Regions from separate parts of the Homo sapiens genome. Here region 1 is linked to region 2. Evidence: read pairs that join two places in POLR2A ChIA-PET (ENCODE). Cell type or tissue: Panc1. All regions are shown on one strand. Links, peaks and the distances in the headings refer to the core of each region. The heading gives the core; the rest is flanking DNA.

What was found. Peaks named below come from ENCODE experiments on the same cell type or tissue, not always from the same donor. Only the 100,000 strongest peaks of a DNase experiment are listed, where the experiment ranks them.
Region 1: POLR2A ChIA-PET joins it to region 2 with 17 read pairs; 9 of 35 experiments call an interaction of 5 or more read pairs at or near these places.

Annotation. Positions count from the first base shown.
Region 1 is chr1:6,501,696-6,511,831 of GRCh38, reverse strand. It overlaps a transcript of PLEKHG5 not described here. Among named protein-coding and RNA genes, the nearest start is that of PLEKHG5, 15 kb to the right of the region's middle. RefSeq lists enhancers at 1-272, 4,535-5,035, 8,598-9,327. In Panc1, for the core only: no CTCF peak of the experiment used is centred there; no DNase peak of the experiment used is centred there.
Region 2 is chr1:6,605,142-6,615,277 of GRCh38, reverse strand. It overlaps LOC107984913 (a long non-coding RNA gene), which reads left to right and starts at 1,891. Exons shown (of 2, transcript XR_001737882.3): 1 at 1,891-2,586. PHF13 (PHD finger protein 13) reads right to left here and starts at 1,547. Exons shown (of 4, transcript NM_153812.3): 1 at 1,173-1,547. The coding sequence starts at 1,211. RefSeq lists silencers at 359-818, 959-1,048, 1,219-1,998, 2,049-2,098. In Panc1, for the core only: no CTCF peak of the experiment used is centred there; no DNase peak of the experiment used is centred there; H3K27ac peaks cover 574 bases.

The DNA of each region.
Region 1 (10,136 bases), core at 3,375-5,874, 100 kb after region 2:
ATTCAGGCCATAGTGGCAGTCACACACTCACTCTCTGCAGTGCTGGGGGCAGCCTCTCTGGGGGGGCTGCAGTCAGGCAGCCTGCAGTGCCCACTCCAGGCCTGGAGGTGAAGCCACTGCATGGCTCTGCCGGCCCAGTCCTCGCTCTGTGAGCCCTGTCGTGGCCCTGCTGCCTCAGTCCCCCATCTCACATGCCTCAGTCCCAGCGCCTGGGGGCCCTGAGGATTGGAGAAAGGCCTGTCTGGGCAGCACAGGAGTGTGTGGGACCCCTCTCGGATCCCTCCTGTCTTGGGGGCGGTGGGCATCGGCAGCTGCTGGGTGACCGCCAGCCCCCTTCAGACGTTTCTCTCGGGCTTGCCAGGCTCCAAGCGGGGTCCTTTCATACAGGCAGCCTCATTTAATCACCCTAGTCGGGGCTTAGGATTGTCTCCATTTTACAGAGGAGGAAACCCAGGCTGGAGGAGTCAGTGACCGTCCTTGTTGGTGGTGCCTGTCCTCTTTGGTCCATCCCCCACCCCAGCAGCACCCAGGGCTGGCACAGGGCCCATCAGAGACTGTGGGGAGGGGAGGGTGTTGGGGGCTAAGGCTGAGGCCTGGTTGAAGCTCAAGGACGGGCTGGCCAGGGGCCAGGTGGTTGTGGCCCAGGTTTCCACCAGCATCTTCCAAACAAATGGACTGGCAGATGGGCTGGGGCACTGGACCCACGCATCTGGCCTTCAGAATTGTTTAACTTTTTTTTTTTTTTGACACAGTTTCACTCGGTCGCTGAGGCTGGAGTGTAGTGGCGCGATCTCGGCTCACTACAACTTCTGCCTCCCAGGTTCAAGCGACTCTCCTGCCTCAGCCTCCTGAGTAGCTGAGATTACGGGCACCTGCCACCACACTTGGCTAATTTTTGTATTTTTAGTAGAGACGGGATGTCATCATGTTGGCCAGGCTAGTCTCGAACTCCTGACCTAAAGTGATCCCCACCCGCCTTGGCCTCCCAAAGTGCTGGGATTGTAGGCATGAGCCACTGTGCCCAGCCCAGAATTGTTTAATTTGGAGGAAGGGTCTGTGCTGCCCGCACCACGCCCTGTTCACCCCTCCCACAGGTGCTGACACTGGGCCCACTGCTTGCTGGCTGGTGGGTTGGCCTCCGCCCCACCTGGCCCCCGCCCCCAGGGTCACTATCAGGTATTGGCCCTGTAGGGTTCTCAGCCTGTGCCTCCAGAGGGCAGAGGCAGATTCTTTTCTTTTTTGGAGACAGAGTCTCATTCTGTCACCCAGGCTAGATTGCAGTGGCATGATCTCAGCTCACTGCAACCTCTGCATCCCAGGTTAAAGCAATTCTCTGCCTCAGCCTCCCAAGTAGTTGGGATTACAGGTGCCTGCCACCCCTCCTGGCTAATTTTTGTATTTTTAGTAGAGACGGGGTTTCATCATCTTGGCCAGGCTGGTCTTGAACTCCTGACCTCGTGATCCACCTGCCTTGGCCTCCCAAAGTGCTGGGATTACAGGCGTGAGCCACTGTGCCCGGCCGGGCAGAGGCAGATTCTTCTTTTTACTTGGCCTGGTGGAGCGTTTGGGGAGGGCCTGGCCAGAAGAACAGAGACAGGAGAGCCAGAGGGCAGGGGGAGTGGCTAGCGCCCACTCTCTCCAGATTACATAATGGGGCTCTGCAGCCTGGCCTGTGCAGAAACACTCACCCACAGCATGGCTGCCTGGGTGCTTCTCATGAGAGCCGGGTAGCTAGAACTGGGCATGGCGGCCCCGCATGCACGCAGCTGGCTCTCCCCGGCTGCCCTGGGGGTCCAGACAGGCCTCCTCAGACACCGGGAGAGGAAGGGAGGAATGTGGTTACCTGCACCTGGGGCCCTGGGGTCCACAAGAGGCCACAGTGGGCCTTGCCTGGGGACGGGGAGGAACGGGGCTCTTGTTGGGTACAGGGACTCCCCACCAAGTCTATCCCTTTGGGGTGAGCACTCACCCTGCGCCAGGCTCCCTGCTAAGCCCTGTGCGTGCAGGGTCTTGTGGAGATGACACCCTGGGGGGCTCTCTCCTTAACCCATTTTACAGATGTGGAATCGGGAAGTGTCACGGCCGAGGCTGCCCAGCTTGGGAGGCAGAAGCCTAACCCTGAACCAAGCCCTCCCCTGCCGGGGGCTGCCCTCAGAAAACCCCTGCAGTGGGAAGGGGTCATCCAGGGTGGTTGAGGGGAGAAAGGATGTTCAGGGGCCCGTGGAGCCCCCAGCCTGTGAGCTTAGGCAGGAAAAGTGCCCCAGAGCCTACGTCTCCCGAGTGGCCGTGGCTTCCTGGCGTGGGGGTCGATGGCCGGGTCCTGCCACCTGTTTCTCTTCCTCTTTTGGCCCCTTACTCAGCGAGACCTTGCGGGGGTGGACCCTGCTTGGGTCCTCCCTCACTTGGCACTTCCGCTCTCAAGGAAACAGCTGTAGTTTGCAGAGGACTCGCCCCCTCCCCATGTCCAAGGCCATTGCCAGGAACGGGATGAAGCGGGCCCTTGTCTTTAGCCCCTGTCCCTCTGCCTGTCCTGGTTCCAGCCCCAGGCCAGGGGATGCTCACTGGAGCACAGAAGGAACCAGAGGTGGGACGAGAGGCAAATCTTAGGGTCTCCGGGCCCAGGGCCACAGCTCCCAGCCCCAGGGGCAGCCCGCGTGAGGGCACAAACCAATTGTCTCTGCTCCCCTGGGATCTTCCTGTCCAGAGGCCGTGAGGCTTCCAGGGGACTGAGTCCCCCGAGATAGGTCTGGGGCTGTGGGAGAGCAGCCCTCCAGCTGAGGGCCCGCCTGCCTCTCTCGGGCCTCTAGCTCCCTGTCTGTACCCAGCAGTGACTTCGAGAGGCGCTACAGGTGGGTGAGGAGGGCCAGGCCTAGAGCGGGGTGGGCAGTGCGGCCAGCAGTGTGTGTACCGCTCTGGGGCTCAGCCCTGGCTCTCCCTCTTCCTAGCTCTGTGTGGCCCTGGGCAAGTTGCCTGTCATGGCCTCAGCTTCTCCATCTCTGTGGTGGGGACAGTAGCACCTGCTATTGGGGATGAAGTGTGGATTGGAGATGATGTGTGAATAGTGCTTGCTCAGTATGGCATTGGGCCATGGTAAGTGGAGAGCCTGCCTGAGGCTGGGCACACAACAGAATGCAAGACAGACAGCTGTCCCTGAAGGCACCAAGAGCAACCCCCGTGTTTGTCAGCGGCATCGCTCGTCAGTCTTGTTTCCTGGTTTTCCCCAGACCCGAGGAAAAGGCCCAGGTGTGTCTACCTGCCTTGGACAGCTGCTGCCTCAGAGAGAGGGGCTGGCGCTGCACCCTCGAGCACTGTGGGGGTCCGCTTCACTGGCCTGGGGGGGCCTCCCCTGACCCACTGGGGCTGCCTCTGCCTTCCTGCATCGGGAGGCTGGGTGGGGGACCCTCTAGCCTTGTATGGAAGGAGCGTGGGAGACAGAGGAGGACAGCCGGGCAGCAGGAACAGCACAAGCGAAGGTGGGAGGTGGGAGGCAGGAGGCACATTTGGAGGCAGAGGGAACACAGAAGATGATGCTCCGTGTGGTCAGGATGGAGGGTGGAGCCCGGCCTCCTCCTCTTGGCATCCAGGGCTGCAGCCCCTCAGGAGGGTTCAGCCTCCGAGCCCGAAATGGATGCCTGGGAGTGGGGCCCCAGGTGACCGCTGCAGCAGGGGCGTCCCCTTGTGCTCAGCCCACAGTTGAGGGTAGGAAGGAGTCTCTGCTGCACCCAGGCGGGGATGTTCTGGGGTTGGCTGTCCTAAAATAATAACCAGGTGTGGCTCCCACCAAGCCCAGACAAAGAGGGGCCGAGGCTGGGTAAAGGCTCTAGGACCCACCCCACTGGCCCTGGCCTCTGCTATGGTGGGTCTGAGACAGAGATGGCTGGCCAGGCCATGGATGGTCCTATTCCCTAAGCCTCAGTCTGACACCCCCAGGCAGGCCACTTGCCACATGAACACGAGCCAGGGACACCCCCAGCTCCTGTGGGCTCAGGCCCAGGTCGTGTGGGTGCCAGTGATGAAGGCCAAGGGCCTGCGTTTGTCCTCCCTGGCCCCGTGCCGGCGCGGGAGGGGCCGGCCAGGCAGGCATATGGTTCGAATTATTCAAGCCACCTCTTGGCACCTTAGCCCTCAGCTGGGGGCGTGCAGGCTGCCTGGATGGCCACTCCAGCACCCCCTGCCACAGCCCTGGGGTGACCCCTCCATCCCCCCGCCCCCCGGAAACAGAGCCTTCTGCTGCCAGCTCCCTCTGCCTGGGCCTTGGGTCTCTGTTGCCAGGCATCTGGTCTGTTAGGAGAGCCAGCTCTGCCCTGGCTCTGCTCCTTCAGACCTGGCAGGCTGGGGGGGCACAGGTGGGGTAAGACAGAGGAGGCTCAGCAAAGCCTGGCTGGGGAGCCCAGTGCAAGCTGCCCTTGGCCCCGTTCAAGTCTGGATTTCTGAAGGGCTGCCCCATGGCCCTCTGATCACCCCCACCTTCTCCCCCAGCTGCTTGTTCAGGTCCCCAAGTTGGCTTTGAAGCTAGACAGTCTTGGGGTCAAATACAAGTTCTATTCCTTGTAAGCTGAGCCTCAGCTTCCTCATCTGTGCCATGAAGGAAGTGCCCACACACGCAGGGAAAGCCACAATGACCCTGCTGGGGCACAGGTCACGTGGATACCGTGGCAGAGGTCTCTCCACAGGAGGGCTGCCATAGGCTTTGAGTTGCTATTTTCTAGCTTGAACATTTTGCAGTTTGGACAACACTCTGGAATCAACTGACCAGTGGCTTTTCATTTCCCCGCCTGTCCGCTCGCTTTTTCTTCTTCTCATGGTTCTTTCTGTGAAGGGTCTGCACCCCCAGCCCTCTGACTTCCTCCAGCTCCACCCGCCGCTCGGGAGCAATGAGGCTCCCCTGAGGATGCCAGAGGTTCGGCTGCCTAGGGCTCTATGCCTGCGCTGCCATTGGTGTAGGCGACATGATCTGAAGGAGGAGGCAGCCTGGTGAAGTGTGGCCAGCCCCGAAAGGGAGCCCAGAGAGCAGAGCCCAGACCTCACAGGCAGGCTGAGGGTGAGGCCTGGCCCACAGCTCCTGCCCTGCTGGGGGGCCTCTGGGGGCCTCGGCTCAGTGGAGGTGAGGGACATGCCTTGAGCTTCCTGGGGAGGGTCCAGGCAGGAGCTGGAATCATCTCTAGGGGCAGCCCACGGCGTCCCCACAGGTGCTTCTGTTCCTCACTGAGAAATCCTGCAGGGTTCCACTGGGGCTGGGAGCGGGGTCACAGGTCAGGGGTGGGGAGCCGGAATTGCTCCTCGGGCAGCACATTTTTCTTCTCTGGAAACCTATCTTAGCAAAGAGACCACGAAACAATCGCACTCTTTTCCGGGCCTCTGTCGTCCCCAGACGGCCAGCCCGTCTCCTCGGTGGGGGCTCCGAGGGGGCCGGGAAGGCGAAATTTGTAAAATGTCTGTAGGAGGGGAAGAAAGGCGCTTTGTGTGGGGCCGGGGCCCTGGCCATTGGTCAGCTCTGAGGCCCCCAGCCGCTCCCAGAATGCTCCCCTTCCAGAGGAGGGAGCGCCTGCCAGCCGAGGCCAGCCCCAGTGGTCCCTGAAACCCCCTGCGCCCCTGCACTCCCTGCGTCCCGTCCCCAGGCCACCCAGCCTCCGAGGGCGCGGGCCAGGCGGGGCGGCCTCCCCTGGCCTCAGCATGTTTCTCTACTGGAGGAAGCGGGGCACCTACGAGCTGGAGGCCCTGCCCGGCGACCTGGCCGAGCTGGAGCTGGGGACGGTGGAGCGTTTCTCGTGGAGCTCCACCCTGGACATCATCGAGGACCTCGGGGGTAGGTGCGAACCCACCTCCCGGGAGGACTTTCAGCAGGCTCTGGCACCGGGCCTGCCCAGCCAGGGCCTGTAGCCCATTCACACACACATGCTGCTGACAGTCACTTGCTCCACGGTGGTGTGGGGGCCAGAGCCACTCCTGAGAGCTGCCGCTGGTGCAGGAGAGGACCCGGAAATGAGGACCCTGGGGGCCAGAGGGCAGGCAAGCAGCTGAGGAGGCTGTCCTTCCTCCAGGGCTGGCCTGGCTGGGCAGCGTGGGCCCTGCACTGGGCTTCAGGCCTGGCCTCTGCCTCTGCTCTCACCCCGCCCGCAAGATCAGGCCATGGTGTTTTCTCAGGGCTGGGTGGTGTAATGAGATGTTCTGGAACATTCACGTTCCAGGTCCCAGGACGTGGGTCATTTCTCCTTTTGTCCCCATTTTACAGATGAGGAAACAGAGGTACAGGGAGTTTAAGCCCCTGAAGAGGCAGGATGAGCTCTCGGGGACGCTGAGCCCCGTGGCTTGTGTTTAGAGGGGTGGGACGTTGGACTGCTCCTGGGGGTGAGAGGTTGGGGAGCTGTGAATGGGAATAATGATGCCTTGGGGGTCACTGGGAGGCTGAGAGCACTAATGGGGATGACACACAGGGAGCTTCAAACAGCGGTGGCAGAGGCAGGGCGCACCTGTGCTGGCTGTCGGATGCCCATTCTGTCCGCTCAGCTCAGCTGGTCGGCACCGTAGGCTGGTCGGCATCGTGGGCTGGTCGGTACTGTAGGCTGGTCGGCACAGTGGGCTGACCGGCACTGTGGGCTGGGGACCTAGCTCTGTCAGGGAGCTTTGGTGCAGTGACAGAAACTTGAGTCCGGTCCGCAGAAGCTACCGGAGCGCTGATCTCCAGCTCCCAGCACTGTGGAACTGTCTGGGGCCGGGGCCTGGGCCTGGGTTCTCTTCTCCATTAGCCTCATCCTCGGGCCCAGGAGCTGGCCTCCCCCAGGCCACAAGCCCAGGGAGCAGGAGCCTGTCCTGGATGAGTCTCCCCAGGCTGGCGTGGTCCTTCCCTGAGCCCATCCGTGAGGCCAGAGGCAGGGAGAGTGACGGTTCAGCCTGCGGTCCACATTGGGAGGCAAGAGGGAGCCCGCAGACCATACAGCGAAGGGTTTTGAAAAGGGAGGTGTAGGCTGGGCACGGTGGCTCATGCCTGTAATCCCAGCACTTTGGGAGGCCGAGGCAGGCGGATCACGAGGTCAGGGAATCGAGACCAGCCTGACTAACACGGTGAAACCCCGTCTCTACTAAAAACACAAAAAATTAGCTGGGCGTGGTGGCGGGCGCCTGTAGTCCCAGTTACTCCGGAGGCTGAGGCAGGAGAATGGCGTGAACCCGGGAGGTGTAGTTTGCAGTGAGCCAAGATTGTGCCACTGCACTCCAGCATGGGTGACAGAGCGAGACTCCATCTCAAAAAAAAAAAAAAAGAAAAAAAAAGAGAGAAGGGAAGTGCTGCTCCCAGGAGAGAGGACGATGCCGGGTGGGCATGAAGGCCAGGCGTCCCTGCCTGTGACCAGCCCCCCACTGTGGAGGAGGGGGAATGTGGCTGCTTGTCAGGAGAGGCAGGTACAGTGTCCCACAGGCCCCAGCAACTCCAGGCCCCATCGGGACGTGCGCAGAAGGCAGGGAGGGCAGGACATGAGAGGGGCGGCCCAGCTGCCCAGCTGGTGGAGGCAGTGGGGATGCGGGAGGCAGCACGGGATGTGGGGGTGGGGTGAGGAGGAGTGTGGCAGCTGATGTTGGGGGGGCAAATCTCCCCTCCACCCTCAGCCGGGCACTGTCCTGGAGTCGGAGGGTGGGATCGGGGGCAGGCTGCTCTATTTCTTCACCCGGCAGCTTCCTGCCTACCTGAGGCAGGTACGGTGCTACAGGACCCAACAGAGCCAGAGACTTGACCCAGGTCGTTTAGCCACCCAGCCCCAAGCCAGCAGGGCCAGCCAATGGGAGCCTGTGTCCCACCTCTCGCCCCCACTCAGACTGTGCTCCCCTTGGCAGGGTGGGGCAAAGTGGGGCTGCTCGCCGTCTGCAGAGGCAGGCCCTCCCTGGGCTCTCTTAGTTGTTCTGTACATCTCAGTCATCCTGCTGGTCCCTCCCCTTGGGATGCCCTCACGGCTCAGATGCAGGAATCACATCTATGAAGCTGCCTGTCTCTCCTGCCTCTGGGGCAGGCGGCTCCTGCTTCTGGGGTTTCACAGCTCTGGGGCCCCTTGATCACACTGGCCACAGAGCTAACGTAGAGAGGGCATACCCAGTGCCAAGTGCTCTTTATTTTTCTCTTTAAGACAGGGTAGGCCGGGCACGGTGGCTTATGCCTGTAATCCCAGCACTTTGCTAGGCCGAGGCGGGTGGATCACCTAAGGTCAGGACTTCAAGACCAACCTGGCCAGCATGGTGAAACCATGTGTCTACTAAAAAATACAAAAAATTAGCCAGGCATGGTGGCAGGCACCTGTAATCCCAGCTACTTGGGAGGCTGAGGCAGGAGAATCACTTGAACCCGGGAGGCAGAGGTTCAGTGAGCCGAGATCATACCATTGCACTCCATCCTGGGTGACAAGAGCAAAACTCCATCTGAAAAAAAAAAAAAAAAAAGACAGGGTTGTCTTGCTCTGTTACCCAGGCTGGAGTGCAGTGGCGAGATCACAGCTCACTGCATCTGACCTGAAGCAGCACTCCTGCCTCAGCCTCCCAAGCAGCTGGGACTGCAGGTGCACACCACCAGGCCCTGCTGGTTTTTTAATGTTTTTGTAGAGATGGAGTCTCTCTATGTTGCCCAGGCTGGTCTTGAGCATCTGGACTAAAATGATCCTTCTGCCTCCTTGGCTTCCCAAAGTGTTGGGATTATGGGTATAAGCCACCATGTCCAGCCTCAAAGCTCTTTAAAACTAGGCTCCTGGAATATCCATGCCCACTCTCTGAGTCAAGGCCATTCTTGGAATCCCCTTTATCCTGGTGAGGTGTGGCGAGGCCTTTGAGATCCCAAGTGGTGGCACCCAGATGCACCATGCACACCCTCAGCCTGAGCACCAGAACTGAGACCTGTTCACCCGTGTGTGCCTGCCCCAGCTCTCCCCGGGGCCGGCAGAGAGGCGCCGGGGGGCTGCACACAGCGGCTGGGTCACAGCACGTGAACAGGTCTCATGCATGAGCTGAGGCGGTCGGGTGGGTGAGCCTGGGCACACGGCTGTCTGTGTGGGCTCTGTCCTCTGTGCCAGCCAGACCCTGGCCGGGGCCCATGCAGGGTGGGCCGATGCCAGCCCTGCCTGTGATGGGGGTGGGACTGGCGCTTGGAGTGTGACTGTCGGGAATTGGGATCTCATAGCTATTTCTGCAGCCCCGCTCCTGTTCCGCCCTTGGTCACTCTCGGTTCCTCTGAGGAACCTCTGGAGGAAGCCCACGGGGGGCAGATGGGCAGGCGCCCGCAGTAGCCTCAGCCGGAGGAAGTGGCCGGCTGGCCCCAGGCCTGTGTGCAGAGCTGTGTGGACAGTTTCTTGGGCCCCAGGAAGGAATCCTGAATGTGTCCTCCCACCTCTTCTTACTGAGCTCGAGCAGTGTGGGTGGGTAGGGCTGTGTTCAGCTCTCCGGTCCCCGGGGACTACGCCAGCGGTGGTTCTGGGCTGTAGGCAGAAGCAGTGTCCTGGCCAAGGTCCATGCCCCTCCCTGCAGCTGGGTCCCTACTTCACTGACCTGCCCCAAGGTGCCCCATGGCGCTTTGGGAAGGGGATCAGAAACACATTTCCTTCCCAGGCCTCCAGTGACGCTCCAACCAGTGTCCTGCATAGGGAGTGGCGGATGTCCTGGGACCAGCAGCCATTTACCCAGGACATGCCCCTCTGGCGTTTGGCCAGGTTTGGGACAAATCTTGCCCTTCCCCAGGCTGCTGCGGCTAAGAGGTCCAGCCCCAGCATGGCCTGCAGCAGCTGCCCAGGCATGGACCGGCGCCCAGGAGGGTGGGGCTCACGCGGGAGGGGACATTCAAGGCCACAGCTGCTTCCTGAGAGGGGCAGCCTTTGCATGGCCAGGCCTGTGGTTGGGAGGTCGTGGGCAGGGAGGGCCTGTTTTCTTGAGACAGAAGGGTTCATCGGAGTGGAGGGTTCACAGGTGAGGGGCTACCCTGGAGAAAATGAGAACGAGGTGGTTTTCCATGCACTTGTGTCAGCCTGGGACCAGTGGGGAAAGGGGACACTCATGTCATGATGGGGGGACCAATTCACGTTTTCCAGACAGCTAATTGTGTCAGGCCCCATGGGAGCACTGTAGCCTGGCGGTTAGGAGCACAGGCTTGGAGGCTTACACACTCACAG
Region 2 (10,136 bases), core at 4,923-7,422:
CGGCGGGGAACCAGCAGAAGTGGGTCAAAAACCCGAATGCCAAGTGGAGGGCGGCGACGGCCTCGGGCCGGGGGCGCGCGGGAGGCACCGGCGCGGGGACTGGGGGTTCCACGCCGCCCCCACACGGCCCACGCCGCCCGCCCCCCCGGCCGCCTCCTCGGAAAGCAGATGGCGGAGCGGCCCCCACCCGCCCTCCCGCGGCAGCCGCCCCCCGCGACACTCGGCCCCCGAAGGTGCGGGGCCCATCCCGCGAGTATGTGTGAGGGGGGTGCGCCAGGCAGGATTCCGGGGTCCCAGGCCTGGGGAGGCCCTGCGAACCCCCGGGGGCGGCAGCGAGACCGGCGGGCTCCGGCGCCGCCTCCCCTCCCCCACCCGCCCGCGGTCGCCGGACCCGCACCCCCGACCCCAACGAGCCTCGGCTGGGGGGAGGGGACCGCGCGGGGGGGAGGCCGGGAGCCCCGAGGGCCGATCCCCGGAAGGAGGGGGAGTGAGCCGGGGCGGAGCCAGCAAAGCCCGCGGGCGGGGGGCGGGGGCCCGAAGAGAGAGGCCAGCGCGCCGGGGGGCGGTGGGTGGGGGCAGGACTCGGGTCCCCAGAGCGGGTGGGGCCCCCGGAGGACGCGGCCCCCGAGAGCCGTAGGGGGCGGGGGCCGACTGGGCCCCGCGCGGAGTCAGGGGGCGGGGCGCGGGCCACCGGGCCCGGGGGATCGGGGGAGCAGCCGGGGGCCTCGGGAGCCGACCCCGGTCCGAGGGGGGCCTAAAACTCCTCGAGAGCAACCGGAGCCAGGGGCGGGCGGCGGCTCGGACCGCGTCCCCGGGGGCGGGGAAAGAGTAAGCAGGCCGGCGGGGAGGGGCTGGGGGCGCCGACAGGTCCCAGGTCGACGCGAGGCCGGAGAGGGGCGGCCCGGGGGAGAGAAATAGGCGCAACGGCCCTGGGGAAAGGGCGCGGGGAGGACGCGGAGGTCCGCGGAGGGGACGCGGAGGCGAGGCCCGGCGGAGAGGACCGAGCGCGGGCCCGAGCAGGGGGCGGGGGTTGGGCTCCCGGGGGGGCCGACGAGGGGAAAGCGGGGGAAGGGGAGGGCGGCGCTCCGGGCGACCGGGGGTCTGGCTGCCTGAGGACGGCAGGATCGCGGAGGGGGTGGTCGGGGGCGATTCGGACGCACAGCTTCACTCACCTCCGGGTGGAAGGCGGCGGCGCAAGAGTCAGAGTCCATGTTCCGGGCGGGGGGCGGCGGCGGCTGCGAGAGTGCAGGAGCTGGGATGCTGGAGCGGGGCCGCCCGGGGCTGGGGGCTCGGGCGGCTGCGCAGGGCGAGGGCGGACCCGGGAGGGGTCGCCCGGGCTGGAGGTGATGGGGGGCTCAGCGCGTCGCTTCTCAAGCTCTGTGACCCCGGACTGGCGGTTCCACCGCCGACCGGAGTGGACGATGCAGCTCCCGCGGCGGTAGAGGCGGGAGAGTGGCTGCAGGGGGCGGCGGCGGCGGCGGTGAGCGGGAACCCGACCGGCTCCCCGACCTGACGCCCAGTTCGGCTCGTGTCTCGGGAGGGAGGGCGGGAGAGCCGGGAGGCCTGTCGGGAAATGTAGTCTGGGTGGCGACTGGAAGCCAGCGGCGAGGGGGCGTGGCGCGGGAGGCGGGCGCGGTGCCTTGTGGGAGTGGTAGTCCAAGGCCCCGCCAATACTGCGCACAAAGGAAACCTTGGGGACTCCAACCCCCATGAGGCTCCGCGGCGGCGGCCCCGGTGTGTGGAGGCGGGTCTTCTGGACTCGAGGCCGCGCGAGCGGGGGAGGTGCGGGGGCCCGCGCCGGCTCGGCCGCGGGGGGAGGGGCAGTGTGAGCGGTAGCGCCTTGGTCTCGGCGGGCGCGGGGGCGGGAGTCGCTGCGGCGGTGGGGGCGGGGCTGACGGCCCGGGTTGCGAAGGGCGGCGGCGGCTGGCACCTACCCTTCCTCGTCTCCTACTTGGGGTTCGCGCCCCTTTGTGGGGCGGGGGTCCCCGAGGCCTGGCCGGGAGTAGGGGCGGCAGGGGCGGGGACGCTGACGTCGCGGCCGCCCCGGGCATCGCTCCCCGCTCCCCGCTCCCCGCTGAGGGCGGAGTCGCCGCCCGGCCCCCGCTCCAGGCCGGGCTCAGCGAAGTTGTTTTCGCGGCTGCGGGCTTCGTGCGGCTCCCTGCTCCGGGCCCGCGGGGCCGGGACTGGACCGGGCTCTTCTCTAGGCATCTGCGGGATTCACTCGAGGTGGCCGGGTTCGTGCATTAAAAACACCGGGCCAGCGTTGTCAGTGTTCTAAAGAGGTGTGCGTTCAGTTTGCTTTCTGTTGCCGCCTAAGCCTAACCTTGGGACCGGCCGTTTTCCCACTCTCCTGAATATCCTCCGGCCCGCAGGGCGAGGCGGAGACGCGGTGTTTGGCGCTGGCATCGACTGGTACTTGTTTAGTGGTGTTTAACTGGGATGGGCAGTGTGTAAACGCTGGACCGCAGAGTATCCGACAGCTGTACGTGTGGAAGGCTGGCCGGACACGGTGGGGACTGCCCCTATGCGGTGACCAAAAGGCGGTCTGACGGGAACATTTTTAATATTCGAAAGTGGGGGAAAAAGGTAAGTACAAAACGCAGATGATTCAGTAACCTGTTTGGTAGCTTCGAAGAAGTTAAAGGGGAGTGACACAAAATTGAAAATTCAAATTAGAAAACGAACTCTTGGAGATACTAGTAAGATATTTGACAGGCGCCGAATGCTCCATCAAGCTGGCTGTTGCTATTTCAAGGGTTATGATCATTCTGATGAAGATATTTAATAGTTAGGAGATGGTGTTAATCTTAGAAATACTTCTCTGAGCGGCCGGGCGCGGTGGCTCGCGCCTGTATTCCCAGCACTTTGGGAGGCCGAGGCGGGTGGATCACGAGGTCAGGAGTTCGAAACCAGCCTGACCAACATGGTGAAACCCCGTCTTTACTAAAAATACAAAAATTAGATGGGCGTGGTGGCGGACACCTGTAATCCCAGCTACTCGGGAGGCTGAGGCGGGAGAATTGCTTGAACCCGGGAGGCGGAGCTTGCAGTGAGCCGAGATCGTGCCACTGCACTCCAGCCTGGGCGACAGAGCGAGACTCTGTCTCAAAAAAAAAAAAAAAAATACTTCTCTGAGCCTCAGTTTCCTAAGCTGTTAAATTTTAGCGTAGTGCCTGGCTAAATAAATGGTAGCTTACTGTTGTTGTTGTTGTTGTTGTTTTATTATTTCTGCAATATTGTAGCCCATTGGAGGGCTTCCCAAAGGTGATAAATTGAGGTACTTTACAAGATAAAACATGAAATTACTGATTAAAACAGAGACATTGGACTTGGCCCATCGAGACTTGATTAACAACTTCTTATACAATTGCACAGATGATTTAGCCAGATTTGGAATGTTACCTGGTTACTGTGACCAAAGCAGATGCCCCGAAGTTAGCCTGTATTGCCCAAGGTCATATTCACAAGGAGCAACTCGTTTTGCCAGAATAAGAAACACTGCTAAGGTGTTGATCCCGTTGGTAGTTTAAAAATGTAAATACCAAAAAGAATAATTCTTTTTTTTTTTGGAGACAGAATCTCCCTCTGTCGCCAGGCTGGAGTACAGTGGCGCCATCTCAGCTCACTGCAACCTCCACCTCCCGGGTTCAAGCGATTCTCCTGCCTCAGCCTCCCAAGTAGCCTGGACTACCAGCGCCCACCACCACGCCCAGCTAGTTTTTGTATTTTTAGTACAGACAGGGTTTCACCATGTTGGCCAGATGGTCTTGATCTCTTGACCTCGTGATCCGCACACCTAGGCCTCCCAAAGTGCAGGGATTACAGGCGTGAGCCACCGCGCCTGGCCAAGAATAATTATTAGAGGTGAAACCCAAGTGAAAGAAGAGGGATTTTTTTTTTTACACCTCATTATTATCCCCTGTGGTAAATGTGTCACATAATAAACATTAAATCCTTTCCCACACACACACATATTAAGAAATTATCGGGCCAGGCACGGTGGCTCACACCTGTAATCCTAGCACTTTGGGAGGCCGAGGCAGGCAGATCACCTGAGGTCAGGAGTTCGAGACCAGCCTGACCGACATGGGTCAGGGAGGTGGAGGTTGCAGTGAGCCGAGATCACGCCATTGCACTCCAGCCTGGGCAACAAGAGCGAAACTCCATCTCAAAAAAAGAAAGAATGGCCACCCGCCTCAGCCTCCCCCAAAGTGCTGGGATTAACAGGCGTGAGCCACCATGCCAGGCCTAATTTTTTTTTTTTTAAGACAGGGTCTCCGTATGTTGCCAAGGCTGTTCTGGAACTCCTGGGCTCAAGGGATCCTCCCACCCAGGCCTCCCAAATTGTAGAGTTTACAGTCCTGAGCTATCTTGCCTGCCTGGAGTGAATACCCACTCTGAGCAAAAGTTATCACTTGAGTCTGAAAATCTGTCCCCTGACTCAATCCATGTTTGGGATTTTCCTTCCTTGATGTAACCAAGTAGTCCAATATAGGCCTGTGAATTCTAAGCTCAGTTTTGTCAACAAGTCCATTATTCTGAGTAGGTCCTTCATTTCCAATTTGAGAGTTTATTCTTCTTTCTTTTTTGAGACAGTTTCACTCTTGTTGCCCCTGCTGGAGTACAGTGGTGTGATCCTGGTTCACCACAACCTCTATCTCCCGGGTTCAAGCGATTCTCCTGCCTCAGCCTCCTGAGAGCTGGGATTACAGGCATGCGCCACAACACCCGGCTAATTTTTTGTATTTTTAGTAGAGACGGGGTTTCACCATGTTGGACAGGCTGGTCTTGAACTCTTGGCCTCATGTGATCTGCCTGTCTCAGCCTCCCAAAGTGCTGGGATTACAGGCATAAGCCACCGCACCCAGATATTTATTGAATATGTTTTTAGTAAACAGTAATTTTTAGTACATAGATATGACCTGTACCTTCCTGCTACTCCAGTGAAAGAGAAAACTTCAAGAAAAAGGACCTCTTTTGTCTTTCCATTTCCCTTAGAAATACAGCCCTTTGGAGGAAATTTAGACATTAATGTTTAGCATCCTTTCCCTAAATTCAGAAAAAGGACTATACCACTTGTAGTTGACCCAAACGATCTCATAATATGTAGCTGTGGAGTAATAAAGTTGATTTTCTCACGCCTGTAATCCCAGCACTTTGGGAGGCCGAGGCGGGCGAATCACGAGGTCAAGAGATCAAGACCATCCTGTCCAACATGTTGAAACCCTGTCTGTACTAAAAATACAAAAATTATCTGGGTGTGGTGGCACGCATCTGTAGTCCCAGCTACTCCGGAGGCTGAGGCAGGAGAATGGCGTGAACCCGGAAGGCAGAGGTTGCAGTGAGCGGAGATCATGCCACTGCACTGCAGCCTGGCGACAGAGTCAGACTCCGTCTCAAAAAACACAGTTGATTTTCTGTGACAGGATTAGGTTTGTTCAGTATCTCCCGTTTTTTTCATAGGTGTATTGTACTACTCCTGGGCTGCAGGGGGCGAATCTGAAATTCCTTGATTAGTTCAAGAACATTCACCACAGTAGCCAGATCCTTGGAGTCTATGATTCTTTGTTTTCTGCTAAAAACAAAAAACAAACTAATTATACCAACTGCTGAATACTAATTCTCAGATGATTATAGTTACTTAGGAGAGGAGGAAAAAAGCCAACGTTAGCACAGGTTGCAACAAGTTAAAAATACTAAGAATACCATGGTTTCCCGGTAAGTAACTTGAGAATGTGGTTATTTTAATTGAGTTACCAAATATAGCTTCACCTTCCTAAATCTCAGCAGCTACACTGCATCCACTTGAGGGAACATACAAGAAAGCTTTCTGTCTCCCATTTTAGCTCTGTGCTTTAGTGCAGGTGTGAGCATAACCAAAGGTTTGCTTTTCAAATGTTTCAGCTTTTTGTTCAGCTTAATAGTTTTTGTTTTTGTTTTTCTGAGACGGAGTCTTGCTCTGTCACCCAGGCTTGAGTGCAGTGGCGCGATCTGGGCTCACTGAAACCTCTGCTTCCCGGGTTCTAGAGATTCTCCTGCCTCAGCCTCCCAAGTAGCTGGGATTACAGGCGCGTGCCACCGCGCCCGGTAAATTTTTATTTATTTATTTTTTATTTATTTATTTATTTATTTTTTAATTTTTTTTTTTTTTTTGAGACGGAGTCTTGCTCTGTCGCCAGGCTGGAGTGCAGTAGGGTGATCTCGGCTCACTGCAACCTCTGCCACCCCCGTTCAATCAATTCCGCTGTCTCAGCCTCCCGAGTAGCTGGGACTAGAGGCGCACGCCACCACGCCCAACTAATTTTTTGTATTTTAGTAGAGACAGGGTTTCACCATGTTGGCCAAGATGGTCTCCATCTTCTGACCTTGTGATCTGCCCATTTTGGCCTCCCAAAGTGCTGGGATTACAGGTGTGAGCCACGGCACCCAGCCTAATTTTTTATATTTTTAGTAGAGACAGAGTTTCACCATGTTGGCCAGGCTAGTCTCAAACTCCTGACCTCAGGTGATCTGACTGCCTCGGCCTCCCAAAGTGCTGGGATTACAGGCCTGAGCCACTGCGCCCAGCCTTTTTTTTTTTTTTTTTTTTTAGCCCGGAGTGCAGTGGTTCGAACACGGCTCACTATAGTCACTGCACCCTAGGCCTCCTGGGCTCAGGTGATCCCCCTGCCTCAGCCTTCCTAGTAGCTGGGACTACAGGCATGCACCAGCATATCCAGCTTATTTTGTTTTTTGTTTTTGTTTTTTGTTTTTTTGAGGCGGAGTCTTGCTGTGTCGCCCAGGCTGGAGTGCAGTGGCACGATCTCGGCTCACTGCAAGCTCCGCCTTCTGGGTTCATGCCATTGTCCTGCCTCAGCCTCCCGACTAGCTGGGACCACAGGCGCCCGCCACCACGCCCGGCTAATTTTTTATTTTTTTAGAAAGATGGGGTTTCACTGCGTTAGCCAGGATGGTCTTGATCTCCTGACCTCGTGATCTGCCCTCCTCGGCCTCCCAAAGTGCTGGTTGTTTTTGTATTTTTTGTAGAGAAGGGATTTCACCACATGGCCCAGGCTGATCTTGAACTCCTGGTCTCAAACGATCTCCCCACCTCGGCCTCCCAGAGTGCTGGGATTATGGGCATGAGCCACCACGCCCAGCCCAGTATATTCTTAGGAATTCTTTTTACCCTCTGTTTTCTGCCTTGCTCACTTCCGTTTCCAGGAGATGGGAAAAAAGTGAAAATTCCACAAAATCTTCTTTTCAGCTTTTAGTAACTTGAAAACTGTATGAATATGTGTGTGAATCATTTGAAATCATTAATAATTTATAGACCATATATTGTCAGTGTTTCACACAGTGAATCTGACCTACAGATAGAAGAATCAAATGAGTTTCTTGAGTTCATACTGGTAGAATACAAAGGTAATAGCTAAGCTGGACATGGTGGCTTACACCTGTAACCCCAGCACTTTGGGAGGTCGAGGCAGGTGGATCACGAGGTCAGGAGTTAGAGACCAGCCTTGCCAACACAGTGACACATCGTCTCTACTAAATATAAAAATTAGCTGGGCATGGTGGCGCACACCTGTAGTCCCAGCTACTTGGGAGGCTGAGGTAGAAGAATCGCTTGAACCTGGGAGGCAGAGGTTGTGGTGAGCCGAAATTGCGCCACTGCACTCCAGCCTGGGCAACAGAGCAAGACTCTGTCTCCAAAAAAGAAAAAAGAAAGTTAATAGCTAAAGGCTGGGGTGCTGTGGCTCACGCCTGTAATCACAGAACACTGGGAGGCCAAGGGAGATGGATCATTTGAGGTCAGGAGTTGGAGACTAGCGTGGCCAACATGGCAAAACCACATCTCTACCAAAAAAATACAAAAATTAGCCAGGCATGGTGACAGGTGCCTGTAATCCCACCTACTCTCCTGAGGCAGGAGAATGGCTTGAACACGGGAGGTGGAGGTTGCAGTGAGCCGAGATCATGCTACTGCACTCCAGTCTGGGGAATAGAGCAAGACTCTGTTTCAAAAAAAAAAGATAATAACTAATACTATATGTCAAACACTGTTTAAATGTTTTTACTTACCCTATCTCATTTACATATGTAAATGCATTTAATAAATAGAGAATAGCGCAACATTCCTTAAAGAAAAAATGTTTAGATTGGGCACAATGGCTCATGCCTGTAATCCCAGCGGAAGCTGAGGTAGGCAGATCACCTGAGGTCAGGAGTTCAAGACCAGCCTGGCCAACATGGTGAAATGCCATCTCTACAAAAAATAGAAAAATTAGCCAGGTGTTGTGGTGCGTGCCTGTGATCCTAGCTACTCGAGAGGCTGAGGCAGGAGAATCACTGGAACTCAGGAGGCGGAGGTTGCAGTGAGCTGAGGTTGCGCCACTGTACTCCAACCTAGGCGACACAGGGAGACTTCGTCTCAAAAGAAAAAAAAAAAGGAGTTATATATGGTAAGTGCATTATACCTTAGAAAACCTGGAATCTGAAAAAATCAGAGTGTATGATATGATACAAGAAAAGGCACAATAGCTGTGGACGTAATCAAGGCTAAGGAGTGTGTTCCTAAATATTCTTAAAGAAAAAAAAAGAATAACAGCTGCTCTTTTTTTTTTTTTTTTGAGACGGAGTCTTGCTCTGTCCTCCATGCTTGAGTCCCATGATCTCAGCTCATTGTGACCTCCGCCTCCTGGGTTAAAGCGATTCTCCTGCCTCAGCCTCTGGAGTAGCTGGGATTATAGATGTGCACCACCGCGCTTGGCTAATTTTTGTATTTTTAGTAGAGATGGAGTTTCACCACGTTGGCCAGGCTGTAAACAGCCACTTTTAAAATGACCTTAGGGTCTGGCATGGTGGCTGATGCCTGTAATCTCAGCACTTTGGCTCAGCACCAAGACTGGAGGATTGCTTGAGTCCAGGAGTTTAAGACCAACCTGGGTAACACAGCGAAACCCCGTCTCTACAAAAAATTTAAAAAATTAACCAAGCGTGTTGGCTCACGCCTGTAGTCCCAGCTCCTGGGGAGGCTGAGGTAGGAGGATCACCTGAGCCTGGGAGGCAGAGGTTGCAGTTAGCTGAGATTGTGCCACTGCACTCCAGCCTGGGCAACAGAGGGAGATCCTGTCTCAATAAAAAAGGTAACATGGCCAGACCAGGTGGCTCATGCCTGTAATCCCAGCACTTTGGGAGGCCGAGGCGGGTGGATCATCTGAGGTCAGGAGTTTGAGACCAGCCTGACCAACATGGAGAAACCCCATCTTTACTAAAAATACAAAATTAGCCAAGAGTGGTGGTGCATGCCTGTAATCCCAGCCACTCAGGAAGGCTGAGGCAGGAGAATTGCTTTAACCCGGGAGGCAGAGGTTGCGGTGAGCCGAGATCGCGCCACTGCACTGCAGCCTGGGTGACACAGCGAGACTCTGTCTCAAGAAAAAAAAGGTAACGTAATTTTAGTCACCTCTTGCTCTGTCTGCCTTAAATTAGAATTTAAATACCAAAATTAAGTTGTTTTTTAAAATAATAACTATTTGTTAAATCACATCACACATTAAATCACTTTTTAATTTGTAGCCTCAGAATGTTCAGGTAAATCACATTATCTTAAATTGCTTAGGCAATGGCCATTTTTGTAATTTTAATTTTTTTTTTTTTGAGATGAAGTCTCACTCTGTCGCCCAGGCTGGAGTGCAGTAGCGTGATCTCAGCTCATTGTAACCTCCTCCTCCCGGGTTCAAGCTTGAAGTGTTTGAACCTGGAGGCAGAGGTTGCAGTGAGCTCAGATCGTGCCAGTGCACTACAGAGTGAGACTCCGTCTCAAAAAACAAACAACATGTCATCTAGGTGGTTATGTTCATTTTGTTTTTGCTTGCCTGCATTCTCTTTCTGTACTACACGTACATTATCTGTTAATGTTAATTTAAGTTCAAAGTAAAATTAAGAATTCATATCTTGAGAAAAGAAGTATTTCATTGATAACCGGGGCCTACCAGGCATGTGAAACCATGTATATATATAGATAATTCAACAAAGGAATGTGGTGAGAAAAGAAAGGAACCGATTTAGACCTATCAGCTGTGTTAGGAATTTTGAATAACCTACTAACCCAGGCATGCTATTTAGCTCTTTCTTTTTTTCAGGGGTGGGGC